Regions from separate parts of the Homo sapiens genome. Here region 1 is linked to region 2. The links are chromatin loops, found by intact Hi-C in ENCODE. Cell type or tissue: heart left ventricle. All regions are shown on one strand. Links, peaks and the distances in the headings refer to the core of each region. The heading gives the core; the rest is flanking DNA. Region 1 overlaps WDR27 (WD repeat domain 27). Region 2 holds the start of LOC105378146 (a long non-coding RNA gene).

Evidence for each region. A loop is a pair of places that touch in the nucleus more often than their neighbours do. Peaks named below come from ENCODE experiments on the same cell type or tissue, not always from the same donor. Only the 100,000 strongest peaks of a DNase experiment are listed, where the experiment ranks them.
Region 1: a loop joins it to region 2, with 2.0 times the contacts of the local background. A loop is called at or near these places in 13 of 110 quality-filtered maps.

The regions. Positions count from the first base shown.
Region 1 is chr6:169,485,845-169,491,225 of GRCh38, reverse strand. All of the region lies in intron 25 of WDR27 (WD repeat domain 27), which reads left to right. Among named protein-coding and RNA genes, the nearest start is that of LINC02519, 100 kb to the right of the region's middle. In heart left ventricle, for the core only: a CTCF peak has its summit at 3,226; no DNase peak of the experiment used is centred there; H3K27ac peaks cover 1,049 bases.
Region 2 is chr6:168,962,744-168,968,124 of GRCh38, reverse strand. LOC105378146 (a long non-coding RNA gene) reads left to right here and starts at 3,743. Exons shown (of 4, transcript NR_136250.1): 1 at 3,743-3,867. LOC105378145 (a long non-coding RNA gene) reads right to left here and starts at 3,749. Exons shown (of 4, transcript XR_943300.3): 1 at 3,658-3,749; 2 at 2,773-2,928. RefSeq lists an enhancer at 4,361-5,381. In heart left ventricle, for the core only: no CTCF peak of the experiment used is centred there; no DNase peak of the experiment used is centred there; H3K27ac peaks cover 208 bases.

The sequences.
Region 1 (5,381 bases), core at 260-5,259, 520 kb before region 2:
AATAGCCATATTTTCTTTTTGGTCAGCTCCTTCTTGGATAATGGCTGGAGCTGATCTCATTCATTTTCCAGGAAGCTCTTAAATGCCCGTGTTCTTTAGTAACCCTTAGTCACTAACTCTTTAGTATCTTTTCTCTCCTTTTAAGAAAATGATTGGGTTCTGTCTCAGTGAGTGGATTTGCTACTTGGAAAGTACGTAAGTCCACGTTTTTCTGTGCAGCATTGCCTTTGTTTTTTGTGGATGATGAGTGGTGTACGGATGGCTGAAAGTAGGGTGTGGCATTGGGGGTCACTTGGAAGTTCAGGAGTCCAGCTTTGGGCCTGTTATCCTGCAGGGGATGTTTTGGGCAGTTCAAAGTTACGATGCTGCAATCTGGAGATTTCTAGGCCATGAAAGCACTCCATGACTCTTCAGAGATGCAGGCTGAGACACAGAGACCACAGATAATTATAATTATGTGAAGTACACTGTCTTTCATTCTCTGCCTGTTTGAACTGGAGGCTGAGATACTAAGGAAACCCCAGCCAGTAGCTTGTCTTGTTTTCAGCCCCACATCTTTAAAGAATGTGAATTGTTCATTTCTCTTGTGCTGATAGAACAGATATTGAGAGAGTAGTAGAGTCCAGCAACCTTGCTTCACTGGCAAAGCATTTAGCCCCCACCCGCAACTGATATCGGACCTTGGCAGGTTTGTGGGTCCTTCCCTTTCAGACAGATAAGTACATGCAGGCTCTGCAGCCAGCTGCAGTGGAAAGTCCACAGAAGCAGCACGTGCACTCCTTCTGCGCACACACCTGGCTCCCTGATGATTTGATGTTGTACTTGCATTGTTACAAGAATAGTTTGTCATGTACAATCCCAAACCTTCTTAGAAACACACTGGCACAGTGTTCAAATTCCACATGGGGTCTGTCTCCTCCACACGTGAGAAGCAGCCAAGTCCTGCTGGCTGACTGCAGTGACGGCTTTGCTGTCTACACAGGCTCAGCACAGAGGTTAAACCTATTCTAGTAAAAAGTGCAGGGGGCAGAACATGATTACTTGAATCTAGTTCTTGCCAGGACACCTGGCTTAAACCTTTGTGCTGAAGAAATATGCCGTGGACCCTTTAGTGGTGACAAGTGTTTTCTGACCTGTTTAGGGCATCCTGAAAGCCTACGGGTCCATGTCCTGTTCAGGAGCGACCCCTGTGGGAGGGCCTTTCCCCAGGCCAACTTCTTTGTCTCCAACCCAGTGTGAATGCCCTGCACACCCAGGGCAGAGAAGTTGCTTAGAATGTAGTTTGTGAAGTTGAGTTACTGGAACAGCTCACAGGGAGGAAGCCAGAAAGACTACCACAAAGCACTTCCACATGTTGGGACTCAGGAACTTTAAACACAGTGGAAATATTTATCCTGGATTAGAGACATTTGAGAAATCATGAAATTATAGAATTGAAGTCTTTGGAGAGCTGAGCCTTGGCCACACATTGCAACCATCTGGAGGGATTTCAGAAATACGGTGCCCAGGCCCATCCTGGAAACGCTGAGTGAATTGATCTGGAGCGGGATCTGACCAATAGCCAGTCATTCCTCACGAGGTCTGAGTAAATCAAGACAACTCCTTAAACTGAGGCATGCAATGTCCTGATCAGGTGGTAGAAGTGCCTTTTCACAGAGACGTGCAATGCTATGTCATGGGACTTTCTTTCTCCGAAATCTGTAGATCACAGCGGGCGACGGCCTTGACTGCCCAGTGCAGAAGTGTGACCTTCGTTCTCCGAAATCTGTAGATCACAGCGGGCGATGGGCGTGGCTGCCCAGTGCAGAAGTAGGAGACGGTCATGTGCCCTTCCACTGCTGTCTGCCATAGTCTCACAGAGCTGGCATTTTCTAATACAAACTGTCTTAGGCTTTTAATCCACACTAAATCTTGGCAATCACTGCCTCTGTCAAAGAAAAGTACTTGCTTGAGACACTGTTAAGAGTCTCGTCTTACAGCCTGTGTGCACGTTGAGGCATCTGTGCAGGTGCCATGCACAGGAGGTGCTCAGCGGGAAGTTGGAGCACCTGGGTTCTCATCTGCCTCTGCTCCTGGCTGCTCCTTGACTTTGCACGAATGAACGGAACATCTCTGCATCTGCACCAGGGTCGGGAAGTAAAAGCACCAAACTAGATGTCTCTGAGATCACCCTCATCTCTGAAATCATGTGGCCTAACTAAATGATTATGTATCAACAGAAATCAACATTGGAATTTACAAAGGATTTGATTAAGAGAAATGCAAAAAAAAAAAAAAAAGGGGGCATCAAATGTGCCATTTGACGCCCACCCACACTGGAGTGAGTTTACATTAATGTGACCTATACGTGGTGTGCATCAGTTCACACTCCAAAAGACGATTATGCTGCCATCCCCACCGAGGTACAGAGGGTGCAGGCAGTTCACTTGAGCTCCGTGACTGGGAGCTCTGGCTTGCGAGTCTGTGTTGCTCCCACCTCAGTCACAGTGCTGTCTGTGTCCCCTTGTTACATTTGCTCCCTGCTAGCCTTTAAGTTTGTTTTTCACAAAGTTAGGAAAAGGGAAAATGGTTGGGGAGTTCTCCTTTATCTGCAAAACAAACAGAATGCAGAAGTATTACAGGACAAGGGGGTTTCAGTAATGGATTGCAAAGGTCAAAACCAGCATCCACTGTGCATATGAAGACACGTAACTGGAGTTGGCTGTAGCCAGGTGCTTCTGACACTGCTCATTTTCTCCTTTCTTTGCTGCTCATTATCATGCTAGAAGAACTTGGATAAGACATGATCTTAAAATTCTACTTGAGGCAACATTTGAAAGTCTTCTCATTTCTAGATTTCTGCTTTTGATGGATGAGGCTGAATAGTAATTTCCTTTGTGAGACGATTTCAGACCTTTTGCCTCTTCCACCATGGAGATCTGCAAAGCACACAAACAGGCAGATCCTGGCTGCCTCTCCAGCAACAGCGGCAACCACGCTAGAGACGCTGCTCTAAGCTGGTGGTGCAGCCCCAATGCATGAGTGTTTCAATTAGGCAGGCTTCCAGGCCCATCAAGTAAATGCTGTGGATTTCTCTCTTTATTGCAACTACATGTTGGTTTCTGTGCCTTTATGCCATGTTAATAAATGGGGAAATCTCTAAGGAATTATGGAAAGTGCACTTCCCCATTGTCCATCATTTCATATGCCAGGTTTCTGTGATTTTCTCATGACCCCCAGCTGGGGGAGTCAGAGACTGGAATTTTCAGAGGGGAATAGAGAGAGTGCTGTGTCTGTGGGAGTAAAAGGGCTCAGCTGTTAGGATAATTTTCAATCAGAGTTTCAAGCAAATTAGACTAAACATGCTTCTTTTATGGCATTTTTCATCAACTGTCCTTAAAACTCCAAACTATTAACCATGACTGAAGTAGAGATTTTCTCATACTCATTGATCAGAGTAAATGTGATGATTTTGCTAATTTTCTGCAAGGATGTTCTGAGTTTGGTGATTCATTTACATTTAGAAAATACAAGTCAAAGGATGGCTTGTAGATGACTACAGTGCCATATTTTTAAAAAGTCTTATCTTGGCCATATTCGTGCAGGCAAAATAATACATTGGAAAGTTTTGGATTTTTATTAGAGGGAGGCTCATGGCTCACTTTGGGTTATATGCCAATATCTTCCCCACTGTAACCTCAAGCATGAGGTTTGCGACCCCTTTCAAGCGCCTCGACTCTGTAATCCAGGGAGCAGCGAGGCCCACAGTGTCTGAATAGCCCTCACGTGTGAAGCCAGGGTGAGCACGCACCTTCTGTTTCCTGACACTCCTCCTCTTTGCAAACGGCCTTCTCCCCAGCTTCTTTGAGGAGGCACATGGAGCTAGCAGGTAGATTCTGGTGCTATTAATGACATTGTTCTACATTCAGATCAAAGTGGAGGAGACATATTTCTGGCATGTTCCTAGTTGTCACAGAAGAGGTCGATGTTCACATTATAAAAAATAATGGTATTCGCTGTATGTCAAGTATTGCTACAATTATTTATATTAACTGATTCAGTCCTCACATGAACCCTCCGAAGAGGATGCTGTTATTGGCCCCATTTCATAGATAAAGGAGCTGAGGTGGGTGAGACTCCGTAACTTTCCTTAGATGACATGGCTGGTGAATGGCACTGCCAGGATTCAAATCCAGGCTGCTGGACCCAGTCCGGTCTGCTCAGAATTGCTGTGCTGCCCTCCAGTACCCATGGGCACCAGGACTTGCTTAGGGAATAATGAAAGCATGAAGGTTCTCAAGAATTTGGATTGTAGAGAAAAGTCACTATTTTTAGAGTTAGATGTGATTTACTCCTCCTTTTGCAAACTTGGAAGATGGCTGTCAATGAATAAAGAAACTGGTCTCAGTGCCTGTGAAAACATCGAGGAAAAGGACAGCTTTAAAAACTTGCCTTCTGGCCAGGAGCAGTGGCTTATGCCTGTAATCCCAGCACTTTGGGGGGCTGAGGCGGGTGGATCATGAGGTCAGGAGTTCGAGACCAGCCTAACTAACATGGCGAAATCCCGTCTCTACTAAAAATATGAAAATTAGCTGGGCGTGGTGGCATTTGCCCATAATCCCAGCTACTCAGGAGGCTGAGGCAGGAGAATTGCTTGGACCCGGGAGGTGGAGGTTGCAGTGAGCCGAGATCGCGCCACTGCACTCCAGCCTGGGTGACAGAGTGAGACTCTGTCTCAAAAAATGAAATGAAATGAAATGAAATATAAATAACCCTGCCTCCTGGTGGAGGAAACAAAGGCTGCCGGAGCCTGCAAGGCTGGGTAACCACAGGAGGGTGGTGGACAGGGACATTCACAGCCTGTGCTGCAGTTAGGGTGGGACCCACATGATAGTACACTGGGTATATACTTAATAATGGCTTTGCTGGGTCAAATGGTAGCTCTCTTTTAAGTCCTTTGAGAAATCTCCAGACTGCTTTCCACAGTGGCTAAACTAATTTATATTCCCACCAAGAATGTATGAGTGTTCCCTTTCTCCATAGCCTCACCAGTATCTGTTGTGTTTTGGTATTTTTCTTACAAAAAAAAAAAACCTTTTTAAGTTCAGGGGTACATGTGCAGATTTATTATATAGGTATATCATATCAAGGGGATTTGTTGTGCAGGTTATTTTGTCATCCAGGTACTAGGCCTGTCACCCAATAGCTACTTTTTTCTGATCCTCTCCTTGCTCTCCACCTCCACCCTCAATACGCCCCAGTGTCTCTTGTTTCCCTCCATGTGTCCATGTGTTCATCTGGCTCCCACTTGTGAAAACGTGCAGTATTTGGTTTTCTATTCCTGAGTTAGTTTGCTAAGGATAATGGCCTCTAGCTTCCCTTGCATCCCTGCAAAGGACATG
Region 2 (5,381 bases), core at 209-5,208:
GATGAATAGAACCATCGCCTATATTCATAGTCAGTTTTATTATATACAATTTTTAATGTTAGTATATGCTCTTACGTTGTGCATTGATATTTGAAAACAATACATACTTGTAATGTTTGATTGTGGAAATAATAAAAAACATTAAAAGAAGAATGAATATACAATAACTATCCTTATCTATGAGAATATTCATGAATGGTGAAAAGAGAAAGGCATTGTTGAACTGATTTAGACAAGAGAAACACTTTGTAGATTATTAGAGAGCCTTGGAAGTTCCAGGGGACAAAACACGGGTCTCTCAATCATGGAAGCAGCAGAAGAGGCCTTTTAAAGAATATTAGACTCTCCAAGGTCAAGGTAAGTTCAGCCAGGCTATTAGCAATGGTGGACATGGTGGGATGGATTAGAATCTGGAAGATTACCAAATGAAACAATAATTTGTTTATGCTGAATATTATCCATGGCACAAAATCAACTTTATGGAAAAAGGAAAAAAGAAAAAGTCAGTGAAATAGAAACTGAAAAACAGAATTTGCACAGTCTTGCTTATTCTCATGGTGTGTGGAATTGAGGGCCTGATACAGCTGAACCTGGCCTCTTTCTGGATCAAACACTCTATGATGAAAATATAATAGACCGGTCCTTCCACTGGGGCCACAGTGGGGAAGTGGAAGGCTTGAGGCTGTCCTCAGTGCAAGCGAGCTCATTCTTATAAAAGTAACAGCATAGCACTGGTTCAACATGACTTTTGGTAAAACCTGATGATAACTTCCTCATTTTACTCCACAGACACAGAAAAGAGCTCACATTCTCTGGAAATCAGATAAACACAAAACAAAACATTAGAGTATTCCAATTCCCTTCTATATACAATGTTTTATACACCATTAAAAATTCAGAGGTGTGCAAAGTGACATGGGGCTCATGAACAAGAGGAAAAAAAAAGGACACTAACAGAATGTTCTTCTGGTTCCAGAATTCGAGCTAGCAAACAGAACTTTGAAGATAATTATTATAAAGATATTCAAGTATTTTTAGGGGGAAAAGGAAAGAACAAGTGAACAGATGAAGAATGAGAACAGAGAAAAGCAAGTTAGAAAAAGGAACCAAATGGAAATTCTAGATCACAAAGTTATAACATCTGAACTCCAAAAAATACATTGGATAGGCCGGACCACAGAATGGAGAATGCTGAAGAAAGATGATTAAATTTGAAAGTCTATCTGTAGAAACTATGTAAATTAAAGCTTAGAAAATAAAGATGAATAAAAACTGAGCTGTGTGCCAGTGTCAAGAGGCCCAACAGGCATGTAATCAGGTCGTCAGGAGAGAGTAGGGAAGAGAAAACCATCTGAAGAAAGAAAAGTGGAAATGTCACAAATCTGATGAAAAGCAACGGACAGGTACAAGACACTGAAGCCCCAAGGGGATAGATGCAAAAAAATCCACACCTATGCACATCATAAACTGTGAATACACTATCTTTCCTCCACTTTCTCCTCCACCTGGGTAAAAGTTATTCTAAATGTTGCATAAATCATTCCTGCTTTTTAAATAACTTTGCTGTATATATGATTTCTGGGTAATTCATTATTCAGTTGGTTTTTGACTAACAAATAAATGTAGATATACTATACACATTCTTCTGGAACTTGTTTTTTACTCATTTGGTTTTTGAGAAACATCTGAGATAAGTACACCTATAGTTCACTAACTTTCCTTCACATTTAATGTTCCATTTTATGACTGCCCCTTTTAACCATGTCATTTGTGATAGTTCCACATTTCTGCTCTTGCTGACATTGCTTTGCACATTTTTGTGTTTCTGGCAACAAGAACAATAATTCTTCTCAGGCAGCATTTTTCAAATTAAGAGTTTGATCCATTAGTGGATCATTAAATACATTTAATAGGTGGTGAAAATATTATTTAATTCAATAAATAAAATTCAGTGGAAGAGAAGGGAAGGGAAGACAGCAGAGAAAAGAGGAGAGGGGAGGAAAAAGAAAACAATAAAAATCAGATTGCATTGCACAAAGTAAGCAAAATTAATGTTTTGTGAAACTTTTATATAACTGTGTTTTGTCTTATGATATTAAATGTTTTCTGTTTTTTATCATTAAAAAAAGGTTGAAAGCTGTGAGTTGAATTTATATACTTTGGAGTGGGATTTCTAGCTTTCAGTAATGCCAATTTAGTTAAATAAACTAATTTGGTTAGATAATGCAAGTGACTTTGCTATGTAATGGTATCAATTTACACCCATAAGAGGTGTGTCTCAGAGCTTGCTTTGTCTAGGTTCTCAACAACTATCTTGTAGTTACAATAATAAAGCACTCTAATAATAACAATAACTATTTTTTACTAACTTCCAGAAATTTTCATGAGTGAGTTCACCTCTTTGGGTCTGTTTCTTCATCTGCAATAAGTAAAGTCTGCAATATGAGAATTTCTAAAGTCCCCGTGTAAAGTGTTTTGATTACAGAACACTTGTAAAAGAATCATATTGTCATTCTCAGGAAACAGCAGATGTGACTACTGGAGAGAAGGGCTATTGTGGTTTCATTGTTGTAACCATCACATAGTAGTCATTCAATTTGCCTGGATTAAATGAATGATTATGTGCTTTCCACTTGGTAAATATTTAACATATAAACATAGTCCTTTCCCTGGCAGTGGGAAAGGTGCCAGCTGAGCTTATCATTATCCTTGATCTGATTCAGTAACAAAGGTTTGTAAAACTTGCCAGTTATACATATGTTGGGTACTTACTGAATGCAGCATAATTCACTAAAATAAGCAACTAGTAGTTTCTTGTGACCATTGAACAATTCAAGTGACTTGAAAAATACCGATTTTCCACCAACTGCCAGATTGCTTAGGATTTCACCATGAAGATTTGGCTTGAATACAGATGAGTGGATAAATCTAGAAACACATTTATGAATGGAAAACAGAAGGATTATGATTGTGAAGCGAGGAGAAGGCTCATCACCTTGCTCCAGTGCCTGGCTAGGCTGTGTTACGCGTGCTGTCCACGATGCAACTGGAGCGGGCAGTGCCTCTCTCCCAAGCATCCTCACCCCCAGAGCTCTGTGTTCCGCAATGATGGGCCCTCTCTTTGTTCTCCACCTTCAAAGTGATTCACTCAGCTATATCCTAAAAGTACAAAGTCACCCAGCTCTGTCTAAAAATGCTTGAGGCTTGAACCGCCTGTTGGAATGCTCACTTTATTTGTGAGAGATCACGTTTATTGAGCATTCTCCTGTGCCATTATAAACCAACCAAGGAATCAAGAAACCATCCGTGAGTGAGGGTCAGAGCCTTGTCAGGAGCCGTTTCTGGAAGATGTGAGGGTGGCAACGTTGCATTTGCCAATGATAGTTTCTGTTCAGATGGCAACTTTGCCTCAGTATAATCCCAAATGACATGTCCAATTTCCCTTTCTCAACTCTTGAGTTTTTCCAGGGAGAAAATGTGGTTTTGCCCTTCTTTTAGAAAATTGATGTTTCTGTGCTTTTGCTTTGCTAGTGCATCTGAAAACATATGGACACTTCTGGCTAAAAAAAGAAAAGAAAGTCTTTTCTGATTCATTTGGCTGAAACATGAATTTTCCAAATTCAGTAAAAAACCCTTTTATGAGACACTTTCATCTACCATAGATTCCATTAGACCACGGAGCAGATCTTCTCCCGGGACACACAGTCATGCTGTCATCACAATTCCCAGTGTTCCGGAATGCTAGACACTTCCTGACCTTTACGTCTGATACATTCTTTGAGAGAACTTCTCCACCGACCCCGTCACCTGGATTGGATCACCGACCTCTCCCAAGAGGGGCCTGGCTTCCTCCTCGCTGGGGAAACGGTAGGGAGCTCCCCTAGGTAAAGCCTCTAGGGAGAGTGGCCAGGAGCCGGGTCAGGAAAGGCTCTGGTGCCCAAAGGGCTGCCCGCAGAGGCTGAGGTCCCTGCAAGTGCACAGGGAGGAGAGGTGAGATCAGATTCCAGCCGAGTCAGGCTTCCATGTCAGACTGCGTGTGTTTATGCAGAGGTGCAACTCAGGAATTACTGAGGAGAAAGTACAGGGCCAATTTAACCTCCTCTGAGAGACCTCTAACCCTGCTCATCACCACTCCTCGCTAAAAAGGGCCCTCTCCAGGGAAGAACCCAGAGGGAGAGCGGGAATTCTCCTCCCCTTGGAGGAAGAGTGCTTCCTCTACCCTTAATGTATCAACTGACAACAATTCAAACAGAAGGAAACTAGGATGTGACAAATAAAGGAAGCCTTTTCATGCTCTATGTCCACTGGCGTCGGGCAAGCCCCGGTGGAAGTCCAAGGAAAAGAGTCTAAGACCCAAACAGATGGTTTGCGCCAAAGTTCTGAAGTGTATCAGACGTGAATAAAGGTATGTTAATTCTAAAAGGAACTAAAATAGAAACATGATGTGGTTTAGACTCAGGTATTAAAAAATGAGCCATCTCAGAAGTGGAGACCAACTGAATATCTTCCTGTATAACTTCTTCTATAACTCTTCCATGCCTCTATGTTTGGTTGACTTTCACCAGTTTTCCCAGTCTCCAATGAACCTGATTCTATAGGCAGTTACTCTGTGTTCTTTTTGATGGGATTCTAAGAAGTGAAGAACAGCATAGGAACCAATTTGCTGTGTAAAATCAGAGAGAGCTCGACTCACTGTGGGTCAGAAACAAAGGGAGACTCTCCATTGAAAACAGGCTCCCTGAAAGCAGACATCAGCTATAAACTGGTTAGGAATTTATTATGAATTTCCTTTGCATTCTGAAGCAGAAGGCTTAAAATTAGGCTCTAAGTCGGAACCCACAGTACCATTTCCCACAGTATGACAAGTTTATATGGGCAACACATATACTTTAGAGTAATTTGATCGTCCCAGGCACTATCTGGAGTGCTTTACACATGTAGCTGCTTAGTCGTGGCCCCTCATGGCCTGGCCCTCTGGGTTGGAATGATGAGTTGCCAGAGGGTGAAGTCACTTTTGGATCATCACGAACACTGAGAGTCGAAAGACAATGCCAGAGGGTGACGTCACTTCCGGTTCATCACGAACACATGGAGAGTCGGAAGATGACCCTGGGCTTGTCTTCACATTTTCCGTGTTGTCACTTGCCGGTCCTTTGGAAGCCGACCCTAGATGTACACTGTCTTGCCGGGACCTTTCTCTTCTCTTCCCCTGTGACCACGCAGGTCTTCGATTCCCTGCCCCCTGCCCGAGGACCTGCCTCCTCCCTGCCCGAGGACCAAGCTTCAGAAGAACTGCACATGGGAGGAAATACCAACCGCTTAACTTCTTCAGAGACAACCTCTAACCCGGCTCACCACCACGCTAGCTAAAAAAGGGCCCT